2 separate regions of the Homo sapiens genome follow, and region 2 is linked to region 1. Evidence: chromatin loops called from intact Hi-C (ENCODE). Cell type or tissue: chondrocyte. All regions are shown on one strand. Each heading gives the region's core, and the rest is flanking DNA. Links, peaks and the distances in the headings are about the cores only. Region 1 overlaps COL15A1 (collagen type XV alpha 1 chain). Region 2 holds the start of ADIPINT (adipocyte associated pyruvate carboxylase interacting lncRNA).

What was found. Peaks named below come from ENCODE experiments on the same cell type or tissue, not always from the same donor. Only the 100,000 strongest peaks of a DNase experiment are listed, where the experiment ranks them.
Region 2: it touches region 1 in a loop (3.0-fold over the local background); 8 of 110 quality-filtered maps call a loop at or near these places.

The regions. Positions count from the first base shown.
Region 1 is chr9:98,952,057-98,967,122 of GRCh38, forward strand. The region is part of intron 2 of COL15A1 (collagen type XV alpha 1 chain); the gene reads left to right. Among named protein-coding and RNA genes, the nearest start is that of COL15A1-AS1, 15 kb to the left of the region's middle. RefSeq lists enhancers at 9,699-10,199, 10,700-11,284. In chondrocyte, for the core only: CTCF peaks have their summits at 6,639 and 6,886; no DNase peak of the experiment used is centred there.
Region 2 is chr9:98,900,476-98,915,541 of GRCh38, forward strand. ADIPINT (adipocyte associated pyruvate carboxylase interacting lncRNA) reads left to right here and starts at 10,729. Exons shown (of 2, transcript NR_176918.1): 1 at 10,729-10,995. RefSeq lists silencers at 5,380-5,586, 7,997-8,237. In chondrocyte, for the core only: no CTCF peak of the experiment used is centred there; no DNase peak of the experiment used is centred there.

The sequences.
Region 1 (15,066 bases), core at 2,658-10,657:
GCAGGGATGGGCCTGTCCAACTCTGAATCCTGGAACAGGGATTTCAGGTGCAGGACTGGCATGAAGTGGGTACTCAGCATACTTTTTCAATGAATCAAAGAAGGAATGAAGGGGTTAGTCTAGCCTGTGGTCTAATGCACCAACTTACTATGTTCTCTGTGGTGTGTAAGTCATTCCAATTCTTCCATGGCTTTGTCAGCTGTAGGGTGACCTTGACTGAGTACTCAGGGAATATTATAGGGCTGTCGTTTTCTTCAATAGTGTAATAACTAGTTAGGCTGGAATTCACTCTAATGTTAATTTGCTCTTTATCTTTCTTATTATATTAATTGGATAAAAATTTATTTCCCAGCTTCTCTCTACTCATCTTATTCCTGATTGCCTCAGTTTGTCAAAAGTTGTGCATTTATCTTTTTTCTTCTAGCTAAATATGTAAGTTGATTTTCCAGTTTTCTTTTGATATCTACAGCTTGATCACTTAAAATGAACCATAGATTAGGATATAATCTCTCTTTTTTTTAAGTCTCTCTATGTTGCCCAGGCTGGTCTTGAACTCCTGGGCTCAAGCAATCCTCCCAACTTGGCCTCCCAAAGTGCTGGGATTACAGGCATGAGCCACCACACTTGGCCAGATTAGGGTATAATCTAAAGCCAGTTCTTTTCCAAAGTGGTCCCCAGGTTTCCCCCAAGTACTAATTAAAGTGTGAGCTATTGCCTCATCACTGTACTGCCCATCATTGTTGTGTGATATCTTATCATATAATATTTTTTCTTTTAATGATATACTTTTATTTCTGGTATCTCTGTATTACTGATCACTTTCTTGTGCTAATATGTGTATGTCGTTTTAAATCCATACAATTTTGATGCTTGTTACTTTGTGCTATGTTTTACAGTCTGGTAAGAGAAGTTACCCCTGCCTACCTCCTTCATTAAGCCACGAATTCTTTAGTATAGGTTGGCTTATTCCATAATTTCTGCATGGTATGATTAGATAATGGGAGTGTACCAGTGGTAGTGGGTAGGTGAGGGTTGTAAAAAGGAGGCAATCTTACAATAAGACTCAATTTAAGGCATTAATGTCTAGTGTGGAGAATGGATAAGCAAATAAGACCTCAAAGTCAGAGCATCAGATTGTGGGGTATGACCTATTGCTGTCAACAAAGTGCCCAGGGGAGCTAAGGTGGTATCAGAGGTGTTGGGAGGAGCCAGGTTTGCTGACTGATTACCTTCTTCTGCTCTATCCAAACTACAGAGAGGAAAAGTCTAGGGTTAGAGCAGATCCAGGTCAACATCTAATGAGAGAGACAGGGGTCCCTGGTCACCTAATGAATGCAGCCCACTCTTTATCCCCATTATAACCAAACTCAACCCAACCCAACCCTATCCAACCCAACTCAACCTAATCCAATTCAACCCACCTAATCCAATACAACCCCATCAAACTCAACCCAATCCAACCCAACCCAACCTAATCCAATCCAACCAAACCCATCCCAACCCAACCAAATCCAATCCACTCCAGTTCATATTTGTTGCATACCATGGGTGGTTTAAAGGACAGAACAGGGCAAAAAACTATTCTGAGGGCCCTGGTATCTCTCCCAAGTGACCAGGGCCCCTGACCTTAGATGCCAGGGAACCCCTTTCTGGGTTTGGAGAGCTTGGCTGGAGTCTGGCTTGCAGGCAACACCCTGGCCTTAGGCCTCTCTAGGAGTTACTCCTCCCATCACTGAGGGACTCAAATGGGGCCCAGCTTAAAACACTCCTCCCATCTAGGCAGTCTTTTGTGACTAGCTTCCTCCCAAAGGGAATTTCTGTTGAAGTCTTCAAAATGGTCTGTCTGTTCTGTATTATGGCTTCTCTTACAGATGTCTGTCTTCCTCCTATTATTCCTGGCTTCCTGCTGTCCCAGGCACTCTCTGGAGTAGGTGGCAGGATGGCTGAAGAGCCGCATTAGACTCAGTGCCCATCCTGGAGGGACTCATAGTTCAGTAGTAGAGACAGTGCGCAGAAGCTGGCTTGCATGCTAAGGAGCTTGTCCTGAGTTTCCTAACACAGTGTAAGCAAGCATCTGCACTGCCAAAGTAGGGATGTCCATTTCCACCAGGAGATGGGAGAGGCAGAGGGATGTGAGAAGTGTTTGTAAGAGATTCATTTTTTTCAATAAAATTTTAAAAATTGGTAATAAAAATAATACATAGTTATTATAAAAACTAGGGCCAAAAAGAGGAGTTTAAAAAGATCACATATTATCTTGTGACTCAAAGATAAACCCTGCTAGCATTTGATGGACTGTGTTTCAAGTTTATTTTCCACCCCTAAGTATGCACATAGATCATAATATGAACAGAACATTCTGTACATTGCATTTAGTGTTTAGTTGATGGCTTTTTTCCCCCTTAACAATCATCTAGACACCTTCTCTGGAACATTAAATACTCGTCTCTAATATTTTTTGTGTTTGTAATAGTATTTCATTGTTTGGTTGTCTTGTAATTAAACTTTTAGGCTGTTTCTCATTGCTCACTATTATGAACACTATTGTGACGATCGTAGTCTTGTAGCTTTGTATTTGACGACTTCTGCAATTATTTCCTAGCACAACACAATTTCCTAAAACAAATAGTTGGGTCTAGTGCATGCCCATTTTTAAGGCTTTTGTTGCATTGTTCAGACAGGCAATAATAATTTATACTCCCTGCAACAGCATATGAGAACGCCAAGCCCACCCTGCCTTGTCTATTACTGCTGTGTCTCTAACCCAAAAGGAGCAAATGACAACAGGTAAAGGAACAGTGCCACCATCCTTCTCCAAATGGTGGCCTTACTCAAAAGAGCTGAGGGCTCCTCCCACCCTCCCTCTCCACTCTTCTCCTTCATTCATCCATTTTGCACATGTCTGTGGAAGGGCTAGAAGAGGGTTTTTCAGGAAATTAGAATGTGAGAGCTCATGTCATGAGGACCTTGATGGTCATCAGGCCTCCAGTACCTTGGAATCATTTTGGGGATTCCAAGGGGGCCTGGTGCCCAGTCCTCCAGCTCTTCAGGGATTCTTCATACATCTGAGATAAGGTCCAGACACCAGCAGGTTTGAAAATCTCCTGGGTGCAGTCTAAGATGCAGCCAAGGCTGAGAATAACCAATGCAGTCCAACTGCTTCCTTTCAAAGGTGGTGATGCTGAGTCCCAGAGAGGGACTCCTTGTCTTCCTTATCTGTAAATTAGGGCAATTCCTACTCTAAGGATTAGTGATCGGGCCTGTCACTGGTGATCAGTTCAATGCCTCCTTACTTCCCTGCTCCCACATCACTGTGGGTTCCTTGAGGGCAGGAAGCCGTTTTTATTTATCCATGTTTCCCCAGCATCTGACATGGCACTAAATGGACACAATGAGCATTTGAATAAGTTAATGAATGAATCATTCAAAGCCTGGGACTGTGGAGATCTTAGTGAAAACCCAGCATTATGAACCTTTGACCAGCAAAGTCTATGTGCGCCTCCAGCCACACTGAAAGACCACCCTGCAGCCATCCACTGTGCAGGATGATGGGGCTAGAGCAGGGTGAGAGTAGGCACTGCCTATAGTATGTATATCAAGAATAGAATGTTTCATGAAAGAAAAGTTAAGCTGTGCTTTTTCTGGCATAGGAAAGTTACAACCATTTCATCTCACAGAACATAGAGTAGAGATTCTAGCTGATGACAAGCTGAACCCAAGTTCTTGCAAGTTCAACAGCATTACACACAGAACCTCTGAAATAGGCCCAGCCAACTGCTTCTCCTCTCCAACTACAATCTTAGTGGCTAGCTAGTTCTGACTTGATTGTCTAGCTCAGAGAAGGAAAGTGACTAGCTCATGGTCACAGTTCAAGTTGGCAGGAGAGCCAGGTCTAGAACCAGGTATCCTGACTCCTAGGCCAGTGCTCTGGTGCTTCACATGAACCTAAGAAAATACCAAGGGTATGGCTGGGGTATGGTGGCTCATGCCTATAATCCCAGCACTTTGGGAGGCCAAGGCAGATGGATCACCTGAGGTCAGGAGTTTGTGACCAGCCGGGCCAACATGACAAAATCTTGCCTTTACTAAAAATACAAAAATTAGCTGGGCGTGGTGGTGCACGCCTGTGGTCCCAGCTACTTGGGAGGCTAAGGCAGGAGAATCTCTTGAGCCCAAGAGGCAGAGGTGGCAGTGAGCCGAGATCATGCCACTACATTCCAGCCTGGGTGGCAGAGAAAGTCCCCATCTCAAAAACAAAAACAAACAAAGAAACAAAAAACAACAACAACCAAAAAACAGTATGATCTGTGCTAATAATTATATAGTGCTTTTTATGTGCCAGGTGCTGTTTTAAGTTTTAATATATAGGATATACATATATGTTATATATACACACATGCATATCCACATACACACATCTGTGTGTGTATGTATATGTTTTATATAATATACATTTTATATGTACATTTACATATATGTATGTGTATCTGTGTGTGTATTTCATATGTGAAATTCTCACCACAGCCTTGTGAAATGAAGAAATTCAATTACAACTTGACATCAGCACACAGGTCTGTCTCCCAGCCTCCATCCTCTCCACCCTAGAATCCATCCTCCACACTGCAGCCACAGTAATCTTCTAGCTTCTTGCCACTCAATCTTCTTGCTTCTAGCATCTTGCTACGTGTGGTCCATGGACCAGCAGCATCAGCATAACCTGGGAACTTGGCAGAAATGCAGAATCTCTGGCTTCACCCCCAGAACTCATAAATCAGAATCACACCATCTAGGGGACTGAGGATAGCATTTTAACAAGATCCTCGGTGATTCGTGTGCACTTTTAACATTTGAGCAACACTCTAAACCAGCTCTGATTGTGTTGCTCCCTGCTTAAAACCCTTTGCCATCTTCCCATGATCACCATCTGTGGTAGGCAGGGTCATGGCCCTCTGAAGGACCCACAGCCTAACCCCCAGGACGTGTCACTCCATTAGGTTCTATAGCAAAGGGAGTTAGGCTGCAGATGGAATCAAGGCTGATAATCAGCTGACCTCAAATGAGGGAGATTGTCTCCGATTATCTGGTTGGGCCCAATATCATCACAAGCGTCCTCAAAAGTGGAAAAGGGAGGCAGAGGAAATCAGAGTGGTGTGATGTGAGAGGACTTGAGCATCCTTGTTTGCTAGCTTTGAAAATAGACGAAGGGGCCACAAGCCAAGGAATGCAGGCAGCCTCTGGAAGCTGCAAAAGGCAAGGAAACTGATTTTCCCTTAAAGCTTCCAGAAAGAACCATGGTCTGCTGATACCTTAATTTTTATCTCAGTAAGACCTGTGTTGGACTTCTAACCTCCAGAACTGTAAGATAAAAAAACTTGTGTTGATGTAAGCCACTAAGTTTGTGGTAGTTTGTTATAGCAGCATTGGAAGATAAATACAGCCTTCTACTCCTTAGTGTGGCATTTGAGGCCCTCTGAAGTTCCACCAAGTGCTGTCCTGGCCTCATCTCCCAGAATATCCCTTCCCACACCCTAATCTCAAACCAACAGAGTCTCCAGAGTAGCTAGAGTATGGGAAGGGACACTCTGAAAAAACCAGACTAGGGTTATTTCTCTCTCTCTCTCTCTCTTTGTGTGTTTGTGTGAGACAGGTTCTCACTCTGTTGCCCAGGCTGGGGTGCAGTGGTGCAATCACAGCTCACTGCAGCCTTGACCTCCCTGGGCTTAAGTGGTCCTCCAGCTCAGCCTCTCAAGTAGCTGGGACTGCAGGTGTGCGCCACCATGCCTGAATAATTTTTCTATCTTCTTTTTTTTTCTTTTTTTAAGAAATGGGGTTTCACTGTGTTGCCCAGACTGGTCTCAAACTCCTGGTACAGGCACCATCACACCTGGCTGGGGTTGTTCTCTATGCCACCAGCACCTAGCCCTGTGCCTGGCCCCTGGCCAGTACTCAGGCAATGCCTTTTGAAGTAATAACCCAGTGGAACCCTGTTACGTTCAGGTCGCCACCAGCCACGGAGGAGCCCATGACATGCCGGAGGCAACTATGGCAACAGTGCGGGACATGGTGGAGACTCTCCCAGAGCCTCAGCCTTAACATTCCTTTGCTCTTCTTCTGCTGTGGGCAAATCACTGTACCTCTCTGGGCCTCAGTTTCCCCATCTGGGAAATGAAGGGGTTGGAAAGACAATTCTAAAAGCATCGTTAGCATGAACATGCTAGGATATCTGAGTTCAGTTTGGCCGCACGTTCTGGCAGTTGGGGGCAGTGATTCGGCTCAGCTCTGCTCAGCCCTGTTCATCTCACTGCTGAGCACATCCTGCACTGTCATCCCATTCACAAAGTGGGATACAAAACTGCCCAGCAACTGTGTGTATTTGGTACAAAACAGACTACAGCTGCTCATTCCCCCTGTCTAGTTAAAATGCCAAATTACTCACTCTCCCACAGAAAGAAAAAAAGGAGGGGTGGAAGAAACCATTTCTCACTGCAGAGTTTTTCCATGTGACATATTTTCTAATTTTATTTCAGGTCTAACTGTCTGCAGTAGATGGCTCCATTTCAGGGTCTTCCCCTCCCCTTTTAGTATATGAGCTTTCATTAAGGAATGAAGTGGCTTTATTTGTTTAATATTTGCAAGTGTGGGCTGATATCAAATTGCAACTGAATGTCTTCATTTTCTCGGCGGAGGGAAGTTCTCTAAGATGCCCCGCACTGGTTTAGTGGCTCGGATTCCTTGGTTCTAGGCCTGGTCACAGGAGCTTTGCCAAGTCCCCTCCATTCTCTGGACTTAGAAACTCAAAGTGAGTATTCCGCAAAGTGAGGAAAAGGCTGGCTCATCACGGAGATAGGGTGGCTGGATTGGAAGCCATGGCTGATGCGCCCCATTTCTAAGAGTGGTTCCATTTGAGACTGTGTTGGAATGGTATGCAGCTCAGTTTATGTCTGTGCTCAGCTCCTGTCATCTCTGCACTGTTGCTTTAGTTCATGGAATGGCTGAGAAATTTTTCATACCTGGAAAGAGTATTGTAGCTTTGTTTTAAAGAAATTAATTCTGGCCAGGCATGGTGGCTCACATCTGTAATCTCAGCACTTCAGGAAGCCGAGGTGGGAGGATCTCTTGAAGCCAGGAGTTCGAGACCAGCCTAGGCAACATAGTGAGACCCTGTCTCTACAAAAAAAAAAAAAAAAAAAACTAAAAACTAAAATGATCTGGGTGTGGTGGCATGAACCTGTAGTCCCAGCTACTCAGGAGGCTGAGGCAGGAGGATCGATCACTTGAGCCCAGGAGACCACCATGCCTGGCCAGAATTAGTTTCTTTAAAACAAAGCTACAGTACTCTTTCCAAGTTATGAAAAATTTCTCAGCCATTCCATGAACTAAAGCAACAGTGCAGAGATGACAGGAGCTGAGCACAGACATAAACTGAGCTGCATACCATTCCAACACAGTCTCAAATGGAACCACTCTTAGAAATGAGGCTGCAGTGAGCTGTGATTGTGCCAGTGTACTTCAGCCTGGGCAACAGAGTGAGATCTTGCCATAAAAAAAAAAAAATTAATTCTGCCCCTGCAATGTCTGTTGCATGCAACCTCTCCCTTCTATCTTCTTGCCCTGCCTGGCTTCAGGCCTGTGTTACCTCTTTCTGCTGGGTTGCTACAGCAGCTCCCTGGCCAGCAGGATCTCCCATCTCTCTGTCCTCTAGCATGGCTTCTCACTGTGAGTCAGAGTAGCTTGTCTAAAACACAGGTCCCATCATGTCACATCCCCTGTCAAAACGCTTCCATGTTTTCTGTGACGCACAATGCATTCCACACTCCTTGGGTTGCAGTTCAAGGCCTCTTCTCCTCTCACATCCCTCCCCGTACCCTGGCTCTACCACCCTGAACTGCTTGCTGGTCTCTGAATTGACCATGCATGTTCCCTTCTCCAAGCCTTTGCTTGCGCTGTTCCTCAGCCTGCCCTATGGAAATCCTCTGCATTTTCACCTTGATAGACTTGTTGCTTAAACTGTGGTCCCTGGACCAGCAGCATGGGCATCATCCAGGAGCTCATTAGAAACAGAGTCCCAAGGCCGGGCACAGGGGCTCACACCTGTAATCCCAGCACTTTGGGAGGCCAAGGTAGGGTGATTGCTTGAGGCCAGGAGTTTGAGACCAGCCTGGGCACCATAGTGAGACAACATCTCTATAAAAAATTAGCATGATGTGGTGACATGTGCCTGTACTCCCAGCTACTTGGGAGCCTGAGGTGGGAGGATCGCTTGAGCCCAAGAGGTTAAGGCTGCAGTGAGCCGAGGTCACACCACTGAACGAACCCCAGCCTGGGTGACAAAGGGAGACTCTGTTTCAAAAATAAAAAAGAAAAAAAAGAAAAGAAATACAGGATCCCAAATCCTGCCTCAGACCCACAACATCAGATCTAGACCCACAGCATCAGATCTAGACCCACGGCATCAGATCTGTACCTTAACCAGGCCCCCAGGTGATGTGTGTGGCACTCAAGTGTAAGCTGCAGTGCTGTGTAGCTTGGAGGGCAAGTGCTGAATCTGGGCAGTCAGATAGAGCTGGCCTGGTTCCAGGCTCTGCATGTATCAGTTGGTGACCTTGGACAATGTACTAATCCTTTTGAAACCTCAGTTTCCTCATCTGTAGAGTGAGGAAACTATAAACGAAATAACGCCCCAAGCTCTTAGCACAGTGCCTGGCACATGGAAAGCCCTTAATGAAGGGGAGTGGCCAGTAACAAGGTTCCATCTCAGTGCTAGCTGATGTTGTGCCTAAGCTGTCCTGTGTCCTCTCTCAGCATTGCTTGTATTGGGTTTATTCCATCAGAGGTGAGAACTCATTTGTAAGTCCATCTTGCTGAGGATGGGAAGGGCCAGGACCAAGTCATTTGTGTTTGGAGTTTAGAATCATTGACCTTCCAGTGGAGGGAGATAAACAATCATAATCTGATGTGGGGAAAGTGAAACATAGCTAAACAAGGACTTTGCAAAGTGGGTGGGATGGAATTCATTCCAGAGTTTCTGCCCTTGGTAGAAATGGCCATTCTGCCTGTTGTAACCTGGGGGCTTTCTCATTCATCCATTTGTTTACCCACTTTTATGTAATATGTATTGACTGTTCTCTGAATACAAGCAATGTGTGATATCCTGGGCAGAAAATGAAAAGCAAGATAGGCTTGCTGCTTGCCCTCTAGGATCCTATAGTCTAATGGGGGACATTGATGCTAAATAAAGGATTGTACAAAAAGACTCTTTATGTTTATAAATGGTAGAAAATGTTAGAAAGTGCAATGAGAGCTATGAAAGCACATGCCAGGACACTCTCATCTGTACCAGGGTGTCAGGAGAGTCTCCCCAAGGAATGGGATTTAAGATGAGATCTGAGGGGTGAACAGATTTAGCCAGGAAAGGAGGTGGGGATGATGGGCTGGAAGAGGAGTGGAATGTTCCAGATACAGAGAAACAGAATGAGGAGAGGATGGAAGAGACAGCCTGAATGTGGCTCGAACACGTTGAGGGAGGAAGGCAGGGTGAAGTTTCTGGGATGAAAGCAGGGCCTTCGCCCAGGAGCCGTTTTTCCTAGCCTGGCCCTGGGGGAGCATCTTGGCTTCCCACCCTCGGTCAGTCCTGCAGCACTACCGCCCAGGGCCACCCGGGGTAAAGGCCTTTGGTCTAGGTAGAGTGCAGTCAAGCCCTGGATTCTACTACCTGCCTTGCTCCTGCCTCTGCTTATCAGACAGTGAATTGCTTCAGGGCGGGGGCAAAGGGTCTCTACCTTTACATAGCGTAAGAGAAGAGAATTTAAGAGACTTGCAGTAAAATGTCAGGAAGGCAGAGTCAGAAGAAAGCCCGGAGCCAGCACAAAGAGCCCCTGGTCCACCTTGGCCTCTCAGGGCCTCCCAGGCCACGACAGCTGCCTGGCAAAGAGGTGGTGGAGGCAAGTGAGGAAGGTTTCTAACAATTGCTGTCTGCGGTTAGACTCCAGTCAGTCCTGGCTTTGGAAAGCTTCCTCCCGTCTATACAACGAAGAGGTCGGACCAGCGCTAAGGTCATCCAGGTCTGACATGATCTCTTTTTATTTTTTATCTCTCTCTGGATCTCTGTATTGAGAATGTGCATCCGTAAACATAGGAAGAATTCTCTTGCCAGGGAACAGAAATGCGGTTTGGGGAGGAATAACTCGGGTGGGAGGTTTTTAGATGCTTTCACTCAGGGGAGCAATTCCTTTAGACATGGTTGTACCCGTGAGACGTGGGGGATGCATTACGCCTCTCCTGTCCAAGCCATTCCTTTGGAGACCTGCTTCTCAAATGGGTGTGCTCACAGTCCTTGGCTGTGTGACACTAGCATGCGAAGAGCCACATTGTTTATTTCCTGGAGGATTTTACTCAGTGGTTGGTAATTTGTGGTGAGGAGACCAGTAACAACTGGGGAATAATTTGGAACATTTTTATATTATTAAAACAAACACACACACATGTTTGGAGTGGAATTCAAAACTTAAGTGCTTTTAAAGATAAAGCAAGAGAATTAAATTTTCAAGGTCCTGGGGGGCTCTTTGGCTAGACTCAGGCCCTCAGGTTTATCTGATGACAGAGTGCTTTAGCAGAGATGATGTTATATACAGATTTGAGGTCCCCAACTTGTGGGGGATATTTAGAATTATTGCAAAGGATACATGGACATTTTCTGTCTACAGATACCTAACACCTGTGTGTTGAGGGGGCTATTAATGCTTTGATATTGACAAGATGGAGATGGTCACTGCCCTCCAAAGCTTTGGATTAGAACTGTCAGCTCCAAGAGGGAAGGAACTTGTCTATCACTGCTGGATCTCCGGCACTTAGAATAGTGCCTGCTGTACAGCAGGTGCTCAATAAATGCTTCTGGAATGAATAGAAATGTGTGTGTTGATGGCCATGAGAAGCTTTCATTTCTCCATCCACGTTTACCTTTCCAGGAATAGCGTGTGGAGCTGCTTTAGCATGGAGATCTTGGGTGGAATGTGAAGAATGCTGTCATGCATATGCATGTGGGAGGCTGGTCAGCCTTGCTCAGGTTCAAGATTTCCAAGAATCACTCTTTGGAGGCAGCCTTCCACCCAGCGTGGTCCATGCTGCATAGCGTAGGCTCCTTGTGTGAGAAGGCACAGTTCACCATTTATGCACCTTAGGTAGCTAGGACCCACTGGGCCTCACTTCTCACAATGCCTGCAAGTCCCCCCAAACACCTTACTCCCATCAGAACCCACTGGGAACCTGAGGCCTCAGAAAATGCTGGACTTTGGGGATCAACTATTCCAGCTCCCCCAAATTGCAGACGGGAAGATGGAGGTTCAAAGAGAGCAAGGAACTTCCTGGGAGTCACACACATTTTAGCGATGTGACTCCCAACAGGTTCCTTGTTCTAGAACTGGGTCTGGAACTACGTCTTCTGATATCCAGGTGGGTGGCATCACTCCATTTTGAAATTCCCCAGTGCTGCTTGATCACATCCGTACCATTCTCAGGGATGTGCTTGACAGTAGTGTGTGGTTAGAGCTGAGCTTTGGAAACATCACATGAACTTTAAATCCTGGTTCAACACTTTTTTTAATTATGTGACTTGGGCACATTGCTCAGAAAGAGTGTGGGTTTCCTCATCTGGATGGTGGTGGTGGGTGATGGGTATAGGAGTCCTACCTCCTGAGGCTATATGAGCTACTCAGCAGGTAATGCCCAGGAGTGCTCAGAGCCAGGGATGGGGAACCCAGTGCTGAGCCATCCATCCCACAAAGTTAAGGTCATGCCCATCCCGTTCACCCCAAATCTCCATGACTTGCAGTGCCAGGCATGTGACGGTGTGTGCTTGATAGTCATTTGTGAATGAACAAATGAATGAATGAACAAAATGGACAGAATATGCTTAGCACCTGACATTTGCCCTGTGCCACCACCCTGAGAGCTAAGTATTGCCACCTCTATTTCCAGATAAGGAAGCTAAGGCTCAGAGAAGTTAAAGAACATGCCCAAGATCACCTGGCTAGTACGTGGCTGAGCAGGGACTTACATACAAGTTTCTCTGGCATCAAATTCCACGTCCTTTGCCCTGCACCATTCTGGGGGAGGCTGGTCCTCCTGGGGTTCCCCCGAGGTCACCTCCCCTCCCACCCCCCCATTCTTGGTCTCTAGTTAGGAGGTGTCCACTGGGTTTTCATCTTGGAAGGTCTGATTCCCTCTCCCATTATTCTGGTGGTCCACAGGCTGTTCCTCCAGCAAACATTTGGAGACTGTCAAGCTGTACTTTCATCTAAATTAAACAAGAGTCAGCCTGTTTCAAAATATGACTTCAGGGTCACCATCTGTTCTGGCTGTTCCCTTAAACTCAAATCCCATTTTGGAGCCAAATGGGGCTCCAGCATCCCACAGAGAGTGTGTCTCTTTGCACAACTGAGCAGGAAAGTCTGTAGAAAGACACAGTGTGTTTGACAACAACCCTCGGACAAATTTCTCTGGTTATTTCTTTTCCCCTACTCAGCAGCATCAACGTCATTGCATGTGAACCACAGGTCCCCACCACAGATTCAAATGCATTCCTTTCTACATTGGGTACCTAGTGTGTACCAAGCTCTGTATGAGGCCCTTTCCCATGCCATCTTCCGGGTCATGGGAGAGAGTGGCCTGGATCTTACAGTGGGGGGAATACAACATGCCAAAGCTGCTCGAGCTGGTCACACCATCAGTCTGGGCATCAGTTTTCTCATCTTGGGGACATTGGACTGGGTATTTTCTGAGGTTCTTCCCAGCTCTGAAGGTTACCCTGATTCTTCATCAGCGCCTTGGCCAATGTAGGCGAGATTTCACGGTGCCCACTGAAGCTATGAGCTCGTTCTGACTGCGCTGCTTGTCTGCCCTGGCTGAATTCACACAAGCTCATCTGTTGGGACGCCCCGGGCTGTTCCCAGGGCAGCTTGATTTTGCCCAGGGCATAACATGCCAAGTGCTGAGAGGCTGCAAGAAAGTATGTCTCCTGCTGTTGCCAAACTATCGCCTTCGCACCACATTCCAGATCACCCAATTCCACCCTCTCCTTGGCAAGAAAAAGAAAGGGGACCCAACTGCCTAGGGCAGCAGCTTGGGGTGAAATGAGGATTCCTCCTAAAATGGTCAGCTAGAACCTTCCTCAGGAATCTGCCAAGGCACCCGGTTGCCTGTTGCATAAATTTTAGTCTCCTTGGCTGGACATTTGAGGCTCTCTGACTCCAGTCTCCTAAAGGAAAAAGAATTGAGAGTAGCAAGAGCTGGGAAGTCCCAACCACTGCAGTTAAGGCCTGCAGTCTTAAGCTCCTTCAGCTTCAGTCATCTCATCTGAAAATGGCATAGCCACAGTCCCCACCCCATCAGACTGCCTTGAGGTTAGGTGAGCTAATGCACCTAAGTGCTGAGCTCAGGGTTGGCCTGTTGTGAGATTAACATTTCTAAGTCTGAATCTCTCTGGATCCATAATTCTCTCCTTTTTGCTCCAATGCTGGAGGCTATCTCGGGGTCCCATTTCTCCCATCCTTGGAATCACTCACTTGGCCCTTGTTTTCCTAATTGTGTGGGTTTGCTCATGCTCTGCTCACTCCACTGTGTTCACCTGTGTGAAGCATCTCAGGCCTATCTCCACTGGCCCTTCCTTCAGGTCCCCTTCCCAGTGTCCCCCAGTGGGCGGGGAGTGCTCCCTCTTTAAGCCCCTACAGGACTTTCCTGTCCTTTGCTTATGGCTCCAAGCTCAGGTCACCTGTATCTGGGCCCCGTGTTGGTGTCTGGTCCTTTTTTTCCAGGGGACCCAATTCCTTGTCCTCTTGATCCCCCAGAGCCCAGCCCAGGTCACCTGTATCTGGGCCCCATGTTGGTGTCTGGTCCTTTTTTTCCAGGGGACCCAATTCCTTGTCCTCTTGTTCCCCCAGAGCCCAGCCCAGCGCCAAGTCCAGACAGGGTTGGAAAGTGGATGCTGGTTGTGGACAAGGCCAGACTGGGCCCAGGATAGAATGAATGATAGTAAGGTCCCCTCCTGACTCTTCTTCTGGGAGGGAAGAGAGAGGACCATTCTCCCCTAGGGAGATGTAAATTATGGCTGCCTTGAGGCCTGTGGATAACAACTCAAGAGATTTCATTGACCCCATAGTATCAATCATGCCAAAGAAATCAAGAAACACCCCAGGCCATGTTTCACTTAGAGAAAGACTTAGAAAGCTCAGAATTAAAATACTCTTTCAAGCTCCTCCTATCATTCAGTGCTCCTCCCAACCCAATGCTGCACCCCCATGGAGGAGATGGGGGGCCTTCTCCACACAGGAGGACCAGGGATCTTACCGTTCTGCTCCTGGGATCTCCAGGGCTGGCCTGTCCCATCCTACCTTGCCCCATGGCCCCAGCTCATGCTCTGACACCCGGATAGGCCATGAGCAGCCTCCCTGAGGCCTCTAGCCAAACCTCAAGGACCCTAACAGTATATAACAGAGAAGGGGAAGCCCGGTTGTTCACATTCTCCACCCAGACCATGTTGCAGAGGGGAGGAAGATGGAGGCAGCTGGAAATGAGTCTGAAGTCTGAGAAGCCAGTGTGTTTAAGAGAGTCACTCTCATCTCAGTGAAGGAGAGCCGAGGGCAGCCATTTTGCAGAAGGCTGCTCATTCAAAGCCTCCTGCTTAGGGAGAGGGGATTGCAGCCCCCAGCAAAGCTACAATCGACTCTGTGTGGTTATTAATATTATATTATATCTCAACAGTGGGGATCAGGTGAGAGCTAAGCTATTAAGTGCATATTAAGCTAAATGGTGCTGGTGGGATTACTTGTGACAACTACTGGCATTCATTAGAATTCTTTATGATTGATGATAAATATGATGTGTTAAGACAGGCATACAATCACGCTAGTCTAGAGTCCATTAAGCTCATTCATTCATGCACATGTGTATTATTTGTACATTCATTCGTTCATTCATTCATCAAATGCTCAATTTATGCCTACTTCAGGCAAGGTCTCACATTAGGGAGATGAGGGTGACACTGGGAGATATGGAGATGAAACAGAACATGCT
Region 2 (15,066 bases), core at 4,322-12,321, 50 kb before region 1:
TGGCCCATCCTGTGCCAGAGATCCACCCCTTGTTCAATCAGCTGTCAGCAGAAGGAGCAGGGTCACCTGATACAAAAGACCACAGCTTCTGGGCTAAGAAGAAGGAGAGTTCTATAAAATATGAGTGTGATTGGGGAGGAAGTAATCGACTTCTTAGATATATTATGGGTAGTATTATGGATAGCAGATCCATAATATATAATATATGTAGGCAAACATAAGCAATGTGTAATATCTGTAAGCATGAATCCTGAACGATGGGAGTTATCCCCATTTTATAGCTGGGGAAACAGATTCAGAGAGTGAAAGTGACTTTTCCAAGGTTGCTCCTTTTAATGGCAAAGCCATGGTTTCAATTCAGGGCTGCCACATTGCTTCTTGGCATTCCTTAAGTCTTTCTGGAACTCATTTTTATATCCGCTTATTCATCCATTCAACTAGAAATTATCCAGCACTGGCCATGGGCCTGGCATGATGTAAAGCCCTGGTCACACAGACATGTCTGGAAACCGATCAAGAGCATAAGGGAGGGTTCTTGCCCTGCAAAATATTATAGATTTTCTAGGGAGAGGAGACATACAAACACCACAAGTTCAGGCATTGTTGCATAAAGTGCCCCCAGGAGTGAGCAATACTGCAAAGGCTATGGGATGGAAGAGTAGAGAGAACTCCGTGGACTGGCATAGCTGGGGAAGTCTCCTGGAGAAGGCAGAACTCCATTTAGGTGCCCCAGATTAGAGGGGAGAAGGAAGGAAGGACTTCACACAAGCAGAGCTGTGTGCATTCTACCTCCTGAACATCATTCATTTACATCCGTTTCTCTACATCCCCCTGGGCCCCATCCTGGTCCCAGTCACTAGCATCCCTTGCCTGGACACAGCCTAAGCCTTCAACATATCTGCCTCCTTCTTGTCTTGTTCCCCACCAATGGATTGGTATTGTCGATCTTTTTTTTTAATTGATAAAATACTTCAATCATATCAAAAAGTATAGTAAACAATGCAAGGGTCACCAAGATACCATCATTTAGATTCAATAGATATAAACATTTCTGCATATTCATTTCAGTTCTGTCTTTTATAGAAATATAACAATTTCAGCTGAATTCCTGCTCTACCCCTTAACCCTCCCTCCCCTTTCTAATGTTCTGTTAGATTGACCATCATTCCTACGCGGTTTTCTACTTTTTCTACTGATGCTGTATTCACAAAGCATATGTGGCATTTTGTGTATTTTCATTGGTAATGCTCACATACATAAGGTTCATATCATTTTGCAACTTGTCTTTCTTTCTCCACTGCTCATTGTTTTTCAGATTTATTCTTGATACAAGGATGCGTTAGGCCATTCTTGCATTGCTGCAAAGGAAACCTGAGGGTGGGTGATTTAAAAAGAGAAGAAGTTTAATTGGCTCATGGTTCTGCAGGCTGTACAGAAATCATGGTGCTGGCACCTGCTTCTGGTGAGGCCTCAGAAAACTTACAATCATGGTGGAAGGTAACAGGGAGCCAGCATGTCACATGGCCAGAGTGGGAGCAAGAGAGCGAGGGAGGAAGTGCCACATACGTTTAAACAACCAGATGTCACGTGAACTGAGTGAGAACTCACTCATCACCAAGGGGAGATGGTGCTAAACCATTCATGAGGGATCTGCCCCCATGATCCAATCACCTCCCACCAGGCCCCACCTCCAACATTGGGAATCACATTTCAACATGAGATTTGGAGACAAACTTCCAAACTATATCAGGGGAGATCTAGTTAATTCATTTAACTGCTGTATAGCATCCCATTGTGTGAATGAATCACAGTTTACCTGTTTCCCTATAGATGCCTGGTTAGCTTGTTTCTACTTTTTCACTATTAAAAATGGCACTGCAGTGAATATCCTTCCATATACCTCTTTGGGCACATGTGTATGTGGTTTTCTCCTAGGGTAGAAACCAAGAAACGGAATTGCTGGGTGCTATGGTCTGAATGTTTGTGTCCCTCCAAAATTCATATGTTGAAACCTAATCCCCAAGGTAATGGTATTAGAAGGTGGGGACTTTGAAAGGTGATTAGGTGATGAGAGCTCTGCCCTTGTGAATGGGATTAGTGTCCTTATAAAATAGGCCAGAGAAAGCTCCTTCGCTCCTTTCACCATGTGAGGACATAGCAAGAAGGCAACATCTATGAACCAGGTGGTGATTCCCTCACTAGACACTGAATCTGCTGGCAACCTGACTTTGGACTTTTCAGCCTCCAGTTTATGGCACTCTGTGATAGCAGCCTGGATGGACTAAGACACTGGGCCAAAAATACACAGATCTTCAACTCTACTGGTGTTGCTAAAGATTCTTTAAAATGGCAGTGCCACATTATATGTGCACTCCTCCAGTGTCTGTGAAATAAGAATTCCAGTGGCTTCACATCTTCACAGTCACTTGGTGTTGTCAATATTTTTCTTTAAAAAAAATCAAATTTCTCCTTCTTTCTTCTATCTTCTATGGCAGATAGAGGAATCTTTCTAAAATGCAAACCTGATCATGCCCCTTCCCTGCTTAAAACCCCTCCAGTGGGCCCTCACTGCTCCCTGTAAAACACCCACGCTCGAGTGACCCACAGGCTCTGTGTGAGGAGTCGGTGCCTGCTCACCTCTCCAGGCTCACCTCTCTCTCCTCCCCTGCCCCAACATGGCTGAGCATACAGACACACACATGCACACATGCGGGTATGCATACCTATGGGCATGATATTGTCCAATCAAACTAAACCATATACATTTCCCCTAATCTACTGACCTTTTCTTGTTTGAGGGTCTTGGGATACGCTGCTCTCTCTGCCTGAAATATTCTTATTCTTCCCCTTCTTCCCCTTCCCCACTCTTTAGAGGCTGAATCTTTTTTTTGGAGACTGTCTCACTCTATCGCCCAGGCTGGGGTGCCATCTTGGCTTACTGCAACCTTCGCCTCCCGGGTTCAAAAGATTCTCGTGCCTCAGCCTCCAGAGTAGCTGGGATTATAGGTGCATGCCACCACGCCTGGCTAATTTTTTTGTATTTTTAGTAGAGACGGGGTTCCACCATGTTGGCCAGGCTGGTCTCGAACTCCTGGCCTCAAGTGATGTGCCTGCCTTGGCCTCCCAAAGTGTTGGGATTACAGGCGTGAGCCACCTGGCCCAGAGGCTGATTCCTACCAGCCCTCAGCTCTTGGCTTGCTGCCTCCTCCCTGGGAAGCCTTCACGGGCATTCTGAGCCTGCGCGTGATGCCTTTCCTCAGTTTCCCAGCCAGCACCCTCCACTTTGGGCCTCACAGTTCTCGGGACACTGACTTGTGATTGCCTGTTTATCATCTCCCTGTCCCACTGTTCTGTAGACTTCTTCATATCAGGGCTTGTGTGCTCAGCCTATTTATTGAATAAATTTCTTACATAATCTGCGGACAGGAGACGGGTCTGGATGGAACAGAAGTGGCAAGAGGAGAAGCAGCAGGAAATCAGACTGGAGAGAAAGTGCTGAACCATAACCTCAGAACTCCAATCCCCAGGTAAGGAAACAGACTCGGCAAGATGACTGACCTTGTCTAGAGTCACATATTCAGTCAGTGTCAGAGCCGGATTTTATCTGCAGTCTCCTGACTTGAGGTTGGGGCGCTCTCTGCCGCATTTTAGCTGTGGACAATGGGAAGGAATCAGTATAGCAGGAGAGAGATGGGGCTGCCAGGGAGGGCAGGAAGTGCCGGGAGGGAGGCCTTGGGATCTGGGATGCAGGTGGACGGCTTGGCTCTGCAGACATAATCCTGGGTCCTCTGGGAGGCGAGGAAGGAAGAAACATTGGGCCAGTTTCCTAGAACAGACACTTGTCCAGGCTGCCTGGGGAGACTTGGGTGGGCCGCCTCTTCTCCTGGGAGGAGCAGACTTGTAAGAAGAAATGCATCCTCTCCCTGAAGACCCAGCCCACCTGAGTGGCATCAGGAGAATGATTTCTCAAGATCCCCCTTTGGCAGGAGGGACACCAGAGCCAAGGACAGCCAGGAAGAATTAAAGGAAGAATTAAAGGCCTAATGCAAGCAGGCAGGTGCTGGCCCGGGGACTGAAGTTCAGCTCCTCCAGCCAAAGGGGCTATAGAGGGTAGAGGTCAGGCTCAGAGGCTTGGGGTCACTGGCATGTAGAGGAGCCCTTCTGTGCATCTGCTCATGTGTGGCAGGGCAAGGGGACATCAGTAAAATGGGGACAACAATACCTATATGTCATGTGATTATGGTGAGAATTAAGTAAAATTATTGTAAAAATGGAAAGGGCTCAGAAGAGTGCTTGGCACAGAACATCACTCAGCTGCCCATAGTTATTATTATTTGCCCACAGGGTTGTTGGGAGGAGTAAACAGGACAGCCTGGTGGACAGACCCTGTAAGGCTGGGTCAATGACTACGAGCAGGCTTCTTCTGTTAGGAACTCAACCAGTGAGTGTAGATGAGGATGGGAAATCCTCATCTACAGAGAGGCAGAGAGGAGGGGCGTGGCCTCCAGGGAACCAGCCTCCTCCATTACTTGAGTTTCTGCACCTGACAGCTTCATCATGGATGACACAGGTCACCTCTGGAAAGATGCTTACAGCTCACACAATCCAGCTCTCCAGCTGCATACAAGGGGAAACCGAGACCCAGAGGGTAGAAGTGACTTGTCCTGGGCCATGTGCAAGGCACATCTGAGCCCCACTTCTGGACTCAGACCTAAGGTTCCTTCTTCTGTTGCATCAGCCGAGGTCTCAGTGTTTGGCATTTCTTCCCACAGTTGTCCTCTGCCTCAGAAATCAACGGGCTCTCACCAGCTCTGAGAACCTCAACCTTTGAGAGCTCCCTGATTTGATTCCTTTCTTCCTGTTTTCCCGTAGAAGCCAGTTGAAAAGCAATTGAAAGCCACTTCCACCTCTGGTGACCTCTCCAGAACTCTCCCTCCCTCGGCCTCTCCTGGAGAGGTCAGGAGCAGATTAGCAGTGTGTACCTATCTGCACCCTTCACGAAGGTTTTCAGGGGCAGGTGGTCTCCTTTTCCTCAAATGGAGTGCCCTCCCTCCCTCCTTCGCTGCACCCTCCCTCCCTTCTTCCCTTCCTTCTTTTCTTCTTTTCTTCCTCACACACCTTGCTGTGTCAAAACCACCCATCTGGTACACACAGAAGTTCATTCTGAGTGACCTTGAGCCTGCATCTTTGTTGCACAGGTAGAATTTCTCTACTGAAAAATAGTTTCAGGAGAAAATAGATACAAAATGCCAGGCCTGGTAAGAGCTCATTTGTAAGGCATATATTGACCAACAAGCCCAGGAATTATAGGCATGCAAAATGGGGGAAAATGAAGCTTTAGATTTTTTCTTGTAGCTACCGTGATTTTTTGATAAGCTGTTAGAGCAGCCCATGGCGGGTCTTGCTGCTTTAATAAACTCTCGTGGGGCCAGAGGAGTCTCGTATCCATGAAGCAGGTTCACGTATGTTATTTCATCTGAAACATACAACTGCCCTCTGAGGTGAGCTGGACAGAATTGTTTCCTCCACTTTTCTGATGAGGAAACCGAAGCTCAGAGAGATCAAGGAGTTTCTCCTAAAGATCTGACAGACCCAAGGCTTCGACCAAGTGTTTCTGACTCCACATCTAGGGCTCCTTTTACTAACAATTCTACTTGAGAGAAATCCAGACTTTTAAACTTAGGACAAGATCCTACCCAGAATTTTTAGTTAAGAGCTAGAATTAAGTGAATCTGAAGTGCACATTATCCACAAAAGGGATAAATTATAGTAAAGATAAAAGTGACCATTGAATCAACGACAACTAGACTGTCCCCTCTGGTCTCCCTGTTCCACCTTTGAACTCCAAGTTAGACTTTTATCCTCAAAGCCTTCCCTGGCTCCCTACTCACCCGCTGGGGTGGAGTGGATTATTTTTCCTCTGGGCCAACCTTTTCACGTTCTGTGAGTCTCAACTACAATTTGCATTATATTGTCATTCATTCATTCATTCATTCATTCATTCATTTGTTCATTCACAGAACTCTCTTGTCCCATGTGCGATGAGTTCCTCAGGGTAGTGACCTTCCCTGTGGCACAGTATCCTTAGGCAGTGAAACGATTCTGCAAGTGAACTGGCCTGGCCTGGTCTAATTCAAGGACACAACAATGTGTACCAAGTCTGGTGCTGGGCTTGGAGCAGTGGCATTTGCTGACTCAGAGAGGGGCTTGCAGCAAGTAGGGTGGTGGCCAGGAGCTGGGGAATGGGCATTGTGGGAGGGTCTTGACCAGCAGACAGATTTTGGGGAAGTCTGGGAGCCCAGGCTATAGCCACTGGCCTGAGGTTTGGGATCAGGACTCAAGTCTTTGGAGTTAGGGTTCAGGAACTTACAATGATCTTGGAAGAAACAGGCTGCAAGGCCAGGATTGGTATCAGGAATGAGTCAAAAGTCCTTCCCCTTGGAGGCCCAGCTGCCGGGCCCATGGGGGCTGAGCCCTCTGAACACCCTGGCAAAGGGCCAAGGATCTGGGGCCGTCTCAGCTGTCGGGGCAGGAGGCTGGGAGTGGGGAGGCAGGCAAGATATTTTAAGAAGCCGCATTTTTCTCATTTCCAAAAGGCAGAAGAGCTGAGTAGTTAAAGTACAAAGAAAAAAAAAAAGTTTGGTTTAGAAATTGCCCTAACCTAGATTCTCAGATAAAGGAGGGAGCCTTTCATATAGAGCTTTTTGTGATTGCTATGGTACAGGGGACCTCTCTTGCTTTGTGCAGAACAACCATCATTTCCGTTCCCTCCGAATAGCCCTAGTCCATCACTCTGACCCCAAAGACAGGCCGATGTCCAGAAATCATATTGAGTAACTCAGCTCATATCTTACCAAACAAGTTGGATTTTACTTTCTGGGTAAAAAAGTTATCGGTTCATGGTCTGTGCAATTACTTTGAAGATGGCTCATTCTCATTGCCTCTTGAAGGAAAGTTCCCAGTCTCTGCACACTTTTTTTGCTATGGCAAGGAGCACCAGCTGCTCACCTGTCCTCCACACCAGGGGAGTGAAAGACCAAGTTGTCATATGCTTGAAGAAATGAAAAGGGGAAACTAATAATATTTATTGAGAACGTGCTACGTGGAGGCATGGTCTTAGGCCTTTCATATGTATTATTCTATGTGTATATATTTACATACATACACACGGCAGTGCGGGGAGATAAGGTGTTACTATTCCCAATCTCCAAAGGAATAAATGAAGACTCAGTTGCCATTTAACAAAAGTGTTGGAGTTTGGATTTGAACTCCAGCTCAATCCTCTCTACAGATCTCTGAGATCTTCACTGCTTTTCTTTTTTTTTCTTTTTTTTTTTCTTTTTTCTTTTTTCTTTTTTTTTTTTGAGACGGAGTCTCGCTCTGTTGCCCAGGCTGGAGCGCAGTGGTGCTGTCTCAGCTCACCGAAACCTCCACCTCCCGGGTTCAAGTGATTCTCCTACCTCAGCCTCCAGAGTAGCTGGGACTACGGGTGTCCACCACCACGTCTGGCTAATTTGTTGTATTTTTAGTAGAGGTGGGGTTTCATCGTGTTAGCCAGGATGGTCTCGATCTCCTGACCTCGTGATCTGCCCGCCTCAGCCTCCCAAAGTGCTGGGATTACAGGCGTGAATCACCATGCCCGGCTTCTTCACCGCTTTTCTGCACAGTGAAGATACCCCGGAAGGACTGGTGCTACCTTTTCAGAGCTGGAATGATTATACCAAAGGCCACTGGAGCTGGTCTGGCCACCAGGAGCTTTCTGATTTCCCAAGTGTCCCTCCTTTATGCCAGTCTCTGATGTCAGCTAGACCACTGGTTGGCTGGCCCAGTTATCCAGATCTGAAGGCCCTGCCCTGGCCTAGGGGCCCTTATTGATAAGAAGAGAGTGATGCTGCTGGTTCCCTGCTAGGGGAGCGGTGAACCCAGCCGAGAGGACATGTTGGCTGCACAGGTTTGCCTGCTAAAGGAGCCAGCGCAGTTGGCTGCAGGGAATTTGATGAAAATAATCAGCTGCAAACTCTTAAAAAACAAACAGACTTCGATCCAGAGGTTTGAATAACAGCCCTCTCAGCCAGATGGCCGCAGGAGCCTCGCCAGGGAGAAAAAAATGATCTCCTGCCCTGAATTTCCTCTTTGTTCTGGACCCTGCTCTCGGTGGACAGCATCGGTGCACCCCACCCTCGAGAGCGCCAGCCGCCCGGACAGGGCCTTGTGTTTAGGGAGCTTAAGGCAGCTTTCCCCAGATTAGGGTTTTGGGACAGGGAATCCAGGCAAAGAAGCGGCTTTCTTGTCCCAGTATGAGTCACCACAGGCTGGAGGAAGCACACAGCTGTCTGCATCTGGGCCTGGAATGTGGTTTCCTCTTCACAGGACACTCCCAAGGAGACTGGGACCCTTGTGGGTACAGGACAGGAAGTCGTAAGCAGGGCCACCCTGTGTGGGGCAGACCTGGACACCATGGTCCCCTCCAACAGGGCTTCACGTCCGAGCTATTGGGAAGAGAATGCTAGCTTGCTGCCACATTACATTGCAACCATGTCTGGAACAAGTGGTAGGGAGTGCAACCTCCCAGACTCAGCCCCCGATGGCTCCAATAAGAGCACTGATGTAAGACTGAGACCAATGTGGATTCGAATCCTTAGTCTTCTACTGTGTGACCTCAGACAACTTATTTGACTTCTCTGAGCCTGTTTTTACTTCCCTGAGTTTTAATGAGAATAATAAAGAAATTACATTTTCAATGCATATAGCACAGTATCTGGCACATAGCAGGCACAAAATAAACATTGGTTTCCTCCCTCCCAGCCTTCTGGCCCAGAGCCTCTTGGTACCAAGAATTTCTTCTAATGCCTACTCCTAAATGCTTTCACTGATCCGTGGTTCAACCTGTCATTCTTGGCTTTTGGCAAAACTTCCAAGTACAATCCTCTCCCATCTTCCCTGAATGGATTCCTCTCTCTCCTCTATTGTTATTTTAGTGACTCTGTTTGCCAGTATGTATTTTGATTTACTAAGCTACCACAGATTCTGTTTGGAAGTAGGCTAGGCAGGGTATGCAATTACAGTGATGTTGCATCAGGCTCATCTAACTTACAAGTTATTTTATTTTTTAATTTTTAATTTTTATGGGTATATCAGGTATATATATATATTTATGGGTTCAATGAGAAACTTTGATATAGGCATGCAATGCCTAATAATCACATCAGGGTAAATGGCGTATCCAACACCTCAAGCATTTATCACAAGGTAATTTTAGGATTTCCTCCCCTCTGGATGGGCGATATGGCTCACTCCCAGCTCTTTGGGAAGCTGAGGCAGGAGGGTCCGTTGAGCTCAGGAGTTTGAGGCCAACCTAGGCAACATAGTGAGACCTCCTTCTCTACAAACAAACAAACAAACAAACAAAATTAGCTGAGCATGGTGGCACATGCCTGTGGTCCCAGCTACTCAGGAGGCTGAGGTGGGAGGATCACTTGGGCCTAGGAGGTCAAGGCTATAGTGAGCTGTGATTGTGCCACTGCCCTCCAGCCTGGGTGACAGAGCTAGACTCTGTCTTTAAAAAAAAAAAAAAAAGCTTCACAACAACAAACAAATCTATTAATATGTACTAAAATGTTAAAGTGTATTAGTCAGGATAGGCTGGATTTTGCTTCAGTAATAAACAACTCTTAAATATGCATGGCTTAAAATAGCAAAGGCTCACTTCTCACTCATGCTCCACATTCATTGTAGGTTTGTGGGGTCATCGTTCACACTGACCTGTCTTAGATACTCAAGGTTCACCACCTGGAATGCTGTGGGTCACTGCAGCAGGGGGAGGAGAAGATGAAGAATCTCTTAGCAGCACTAGAATGCTTCTGCCTGGTGGTAACACACCACTTCCCATTTCACAGGCCAAAGGAAGGGACATACAATCCTATTGTGTGCTCAGGTGGAAAATAACCAGAAAAACTGAGGAACAAGCATTAATGTTGACTACATAGAGGCTCAGTGTTTTAAAATAATAGAGGAAACCCTGCAGGCAAGAAGAAGTTTCAGTATTCTCCACTCTTGCCATTAATCACTAGGGATTTGCTGGCCATTTTAAAATCAGAATATGCCCAGACATTTGCATAGAAGAAGTTCCTTTTGTTTCTCCCTTCGGTCTATGTCAGAGGTCCTGAATTTCCAGTGTGCGTAAGTATTCTTGTTTGCCATTGTACAACGCTGTGTACACAATCCTAAAAGGCTTTCAGAGTGTTTTGGACATAAGCATTTTCCCTGTATGTGCTGAGTTTAGAACCTAATTTACTTAGGATGTGACTTTGCAGTACTTAATTGACACTAATGCCTGATTTTAGTTGTCCCAAAGTTTTATCACATTCTCCTCTTCTGTGCGTCACTTACAACCCTAGGAGCTAGTTTTTATCCAAAACTCTGAAAAACGTCGTCCACATACATTATCTTATTTAGTAACACTTGTAACCCAAAGGAGTTGGTTTATTAGTGGAACATTTCCATTCTACAGAGAGGGCAAGTGACTTGCTCAAGGACACAGCGCAGATATGTGGAAGTCGAATTTGTGAACATATTTCTGTCTGGCTTTAAATTCTGTGACTTTCTCATGATCCTAGGCAGGCTTCCAGCTGGGACAAGGAGGTCTTATTTGGAAAGGGAGTTTATAGGCCCTGAACTCTGCTCTGGAAATCTGTGAAAAGAACAGGAGGGAATGAGAGGCTCAGCCCCATAGACCCTTCTCCCTGCTGCCATCCACTCAGGGCATTGTGCTTAGTGAAAGCCCAGTTTCCGCAGGGATTACTTTGGGCACACAACATTCTAGGAGCTGGATGTCCAGGAATTCCTGTTAATTAGGCATTTATTCACGGAATAAATGTTTCCCTGAAGAGCTTTCTGCAGCTGGCCAATGTTCCGGTTTGGTCGTGGGCAGTGAGATGCCCATTAGTCTAGAATACACGACAGTGTGAGGCGCACGTTCACACGTGAATTGCCCGTGTAAGTAGTATAAGTATGTAACATGTATAAGTGTGTAAGCTGTGTAATATGTATGTGTAGGGTTGGTGCTTGTGTTAGCTGTTCTCTGTTTGTAGAGTCACTAGATAAAATACAGGATGCTCAATTTAATCTGAACTTCAGATGAGCATCAAATTATTTTTTAGTATAAATTTATCCATGCAGCATTTGGAACATAATTATACTAAAAACATGTTATTCATCTGAAATTCAAATGTAACTGGTCATCTTGTGTTTCGGTTTGGTAATCTGGCTGCTATGTCTACATGCATGTGTGTCAGCATAAATGGACTTGCTTGTTTATACCCCAGGGTGCACCTGAGTGTGTGTGTTTGTGCCCGTGTGTCTCTGGGTGGGTACGGGGGTCTGTGTGCATGTGTACCTCGCTGATAAGGAGTCAGTGGCTGGTTGGGAACCAACTGCTTCACCATCCATAGCTCATCTCCTGCCAGTCCAACCCTACTGGAGCAAGAGGGGTCAGGATGGGCCAGGCATGGTGACTAAAGCCTGTAATCCCAGCACTTTGGGAGGCCGAGGTGGGTGGATCACCTGAGATCGGGAGTTTGAGACCAGCCTGGCCAACATGGTGAAACCCCGTTTCTACTAATAATACAAAAATTAGCTGGGTGTGGTGGCAGGCACCTATAATCCTAGCTACTCAGGAGGCTGAGGCAGAAGAATCGCCTGAACCCAGGAGGCAGAGGTTGCAGTGAGCTGAGATTGCGCCATTGCTCTCCATCCTGGGTAACAAGAGCAAAATTCAGTCCCCAAAAGAGAGACAGAAAAAAAAAAGAGGGGTCAGGATGGGCCTTGAATACCTGGTCAGGGAGCTTGGACTTTCTCCTGAGGGTAGCCACGTAAGGCTCTGAGTAAGGGAGCAAACAGATCTAGATGTGTTCTACAGAAGTCCCTCTGGCTGCATTGCAGAGAAAGAGCTGGAGAAGGCAACACCAGAGGGAGGCTGAGGGAGCTGGATGGTGACCATAGTGAGGGAGGGTGAAGATCTGGGCTAAGGCTTTGGCAGTGGAGATGGAGGGAAAGGGTCTAATTGCAGGACTCGTTGAACAACCATGAAGGGGCTGAGGAAGTCTGAAGTTGCAGGTGGTGTTCATGTTTCCAGCCTGGGCACCTGGGCTGATGAACCATGGGCCCCTTGGTGTTTATCTTGCTCCCTTCCTCACCCTCAATGTCAGGCACAGTGCCTGGCATGTAGTGGATGCTCTGTGGGTGTTTATGGCATGAATACATGTACATGTTGATGAGAGAAGTGGGGAATACATCAGGAAGAGGAAGAGGAGAAGAAGGTAGAGGAGGGAGAGGGAGAGGAGGAAGCGAAGGAAGAGGAGAAGAAGGGGAGGGAGGAGGAGAGATACATCCTGACTGCATGTCAGCGCTGGGGACTGACAGTGTCTATTTCATCCCTGGCTATAGCTCCACATTAAAATAGTACCCAGCAGTGAGTAAATGACAGTGTAAACCAAATCCAAGCACAGTGCCTGGCATATCGTAAAAGCTCAATAAATGTGCATTCCAACCTTCTTTTCAGGGAGTAAAGATGCTTCCATTATTCCAAGGAATTTCCTTCCCTGAGCACAGTTTTTCTGTTTTAGGGAGGTAAATGTCCTTTTGCTTGGGACATTTTGTCTTTTCTGCCATTGAATTCCTGGGAAATTCAAATGCACTGGGCCTCAAAGCTTGCTGTGGATCATGGGACAGTTAGAGCCCTAGTGAACAACGGCCCGATCCCAGGGGATGGCGCTAGTCAGGGTCAACCCCCTCATGGCCTCTCCTTCCTTCTGACATAGCCTTGTCGTCTGTTGGGAACCCAGAGATTCTCCTGGGTCTGGCACATAGTATGTGCTGTGTAAATGTTTGCTGTGATTATTTTTGTTATTACTGTCCCTGGGCCTGGTGTTTCCTGAAATTGAATTATTTCTCTGACTCTAAAGCTTAGTTTATTTTATTTTATTCAAGCCTTTGGCTAACATCTCAATAGCTCAGGATTCCCAAAGCAGGGAAGACTAATTCTGACACGATCCCTTTCCGGCAATTTTTAAACACTCATGCCACAGAGGAAGGTAGGCTTCCTTCAAGAGCTCACTTAGTGTAGATAAACATTTGACCGGTGGATATGCAAACAGTCCAAAAATGCACCTTTTTCTAAGTGTAGGGTCTCAAAAAGGGTTTTCAGGATTCAATGCATATTCATTTAGTCATTGGCTTGTTCATCTAGTAGTTCCCACTGGAATATAAACCAGGGCAGGCTTTTTGCCTGCCTTGTGTGCTATTGGAAACCCAGTGGCCGAACAGGGCCCGACACTTCACAACTGCTCAATACATATTTGTTGAATGAATGAATGAATGAATGAGCATCTTATCTGTGCTGGGATGCCTGGCATTTGGATACCAGAATTGGACACAGTCCCTGCAGTCCGTGAGCTTGTGGTCCTGCAGAACATCCCCTGCACCCAACGTCTACGTGAAATACAGTGCAGATCAACCCAACTGCCTGTGAGATAGGGAAGGCACCTGCAGGGGTCACGGAGCCAGGCAGAAGGAGAAGCACTTCTGCTAGGAATACCAGAGAAGGCGTCTTAGACTAAGTGGCATTTTTTTCCCCAAAAGTCTTGAAATCACCTTTTATTTTTGTTATTCTTTGTAGAATATGTCAATGTTTTAATAAGGACTCCATATACACATACAAAAGATCAACTGTGCTAATTATGTTAGGCCAGGTTCATTGAATCCATTTTAATCTTCCAAATTTGTTTTTCTTTAAACCGTCAGTCTAATTATAATTTTAAAACTATGATGAATTTTTATTTCTTTTATTGATATGTAATGTTAAACACATTTATAAGGCACATGTAAGTGTTTTATGCATGGAATGTGTAATGGTCAAGTAAGGGTATTTGAGGTATCCGTCACCTTGAGTATTTATCATTTATTTCTATGTGTTGGTATCATTTCAAGTCCTCTCTTTTAGTTACTTTGAAAGATACAAAATATTGTTTGTTGTTAAGTATAGTCATCCTAGTCTGCTATCAAACATTAGAACTTATTTTTTCTATCTAACTGTATGTTTGTACGCATTAATCACCTTCTCTTCATTATCCTCCTCCCACCCACCTACCCACCCTTCCCAGTCTCTGGTATCAATTATTCTATTCTCTATGCCCATGAGATCAAGTTTTTAGCTCCCACGTATGAGTGAGAACACGCGGTATCTGTCTTTCTGTGCCTGGCATTTTCACTTAACATAATGACCTCCAGTTCCATCCCTGTTGCTGCGAATGACATCTCATTCATTTGTATGGCTGAAGAGTATTTTATTGTGTATCCATACCACATTTTCTTTATTCATCCACCTATTGATGGACACTTAGGTTAATTTCATATCTTAGCTATTGTGAATAGTGCTGCAAGAAACATGGGAGTGCAGGTGTCCCTTTGGTACACTTGAATTCCTTTCTTTTGGATAAATACCCAGTAGTGGGATTGCTGGGTCAGGGGGTAGTTCTATTTATAATTTTCTGAGAAACCTCCATTTTGTTTGCCATAGTGGCTGTGCTAATTCACATTCCCAGCAACAGCGTGTTAAGAGTTCCAAGGTGGTATTTGCACCGCTTTGGTTTCAGCATCAAGGAGGAGTTGGTGGAAAGTCAACAGAAGGAGCCATGGTCTAGAGATGGGATATCTTGGTTGGCAGAGGAGTCCTATTTAGGCTCGCTGGGGATAAAGGTCACTGAAGCATATGTTCTGGATGGTAGGGCCCATGTCTGTCTGGTCCTTTGTTACATAGCATGGGATCTGGCACAGTGTGGGCTCTCAATGAGTTGTTGATTAAGAGAAGGAATGAATGACATGAGAGAAGAAAGAAAAGATGGGACCTAGACATCTTTCTGGAGGTTTTCTTGGCAACTATAATGGATTTCATTGCCTCCCCATGTCTGGAAGGAGCCTTAAGCCCCACCCCCATTACCTCCATAGCACTCCACCAAGCGATCATCTCGCTTTGGCTAGGATGCCTCTCAGTGATGGGGTTCTCAATCC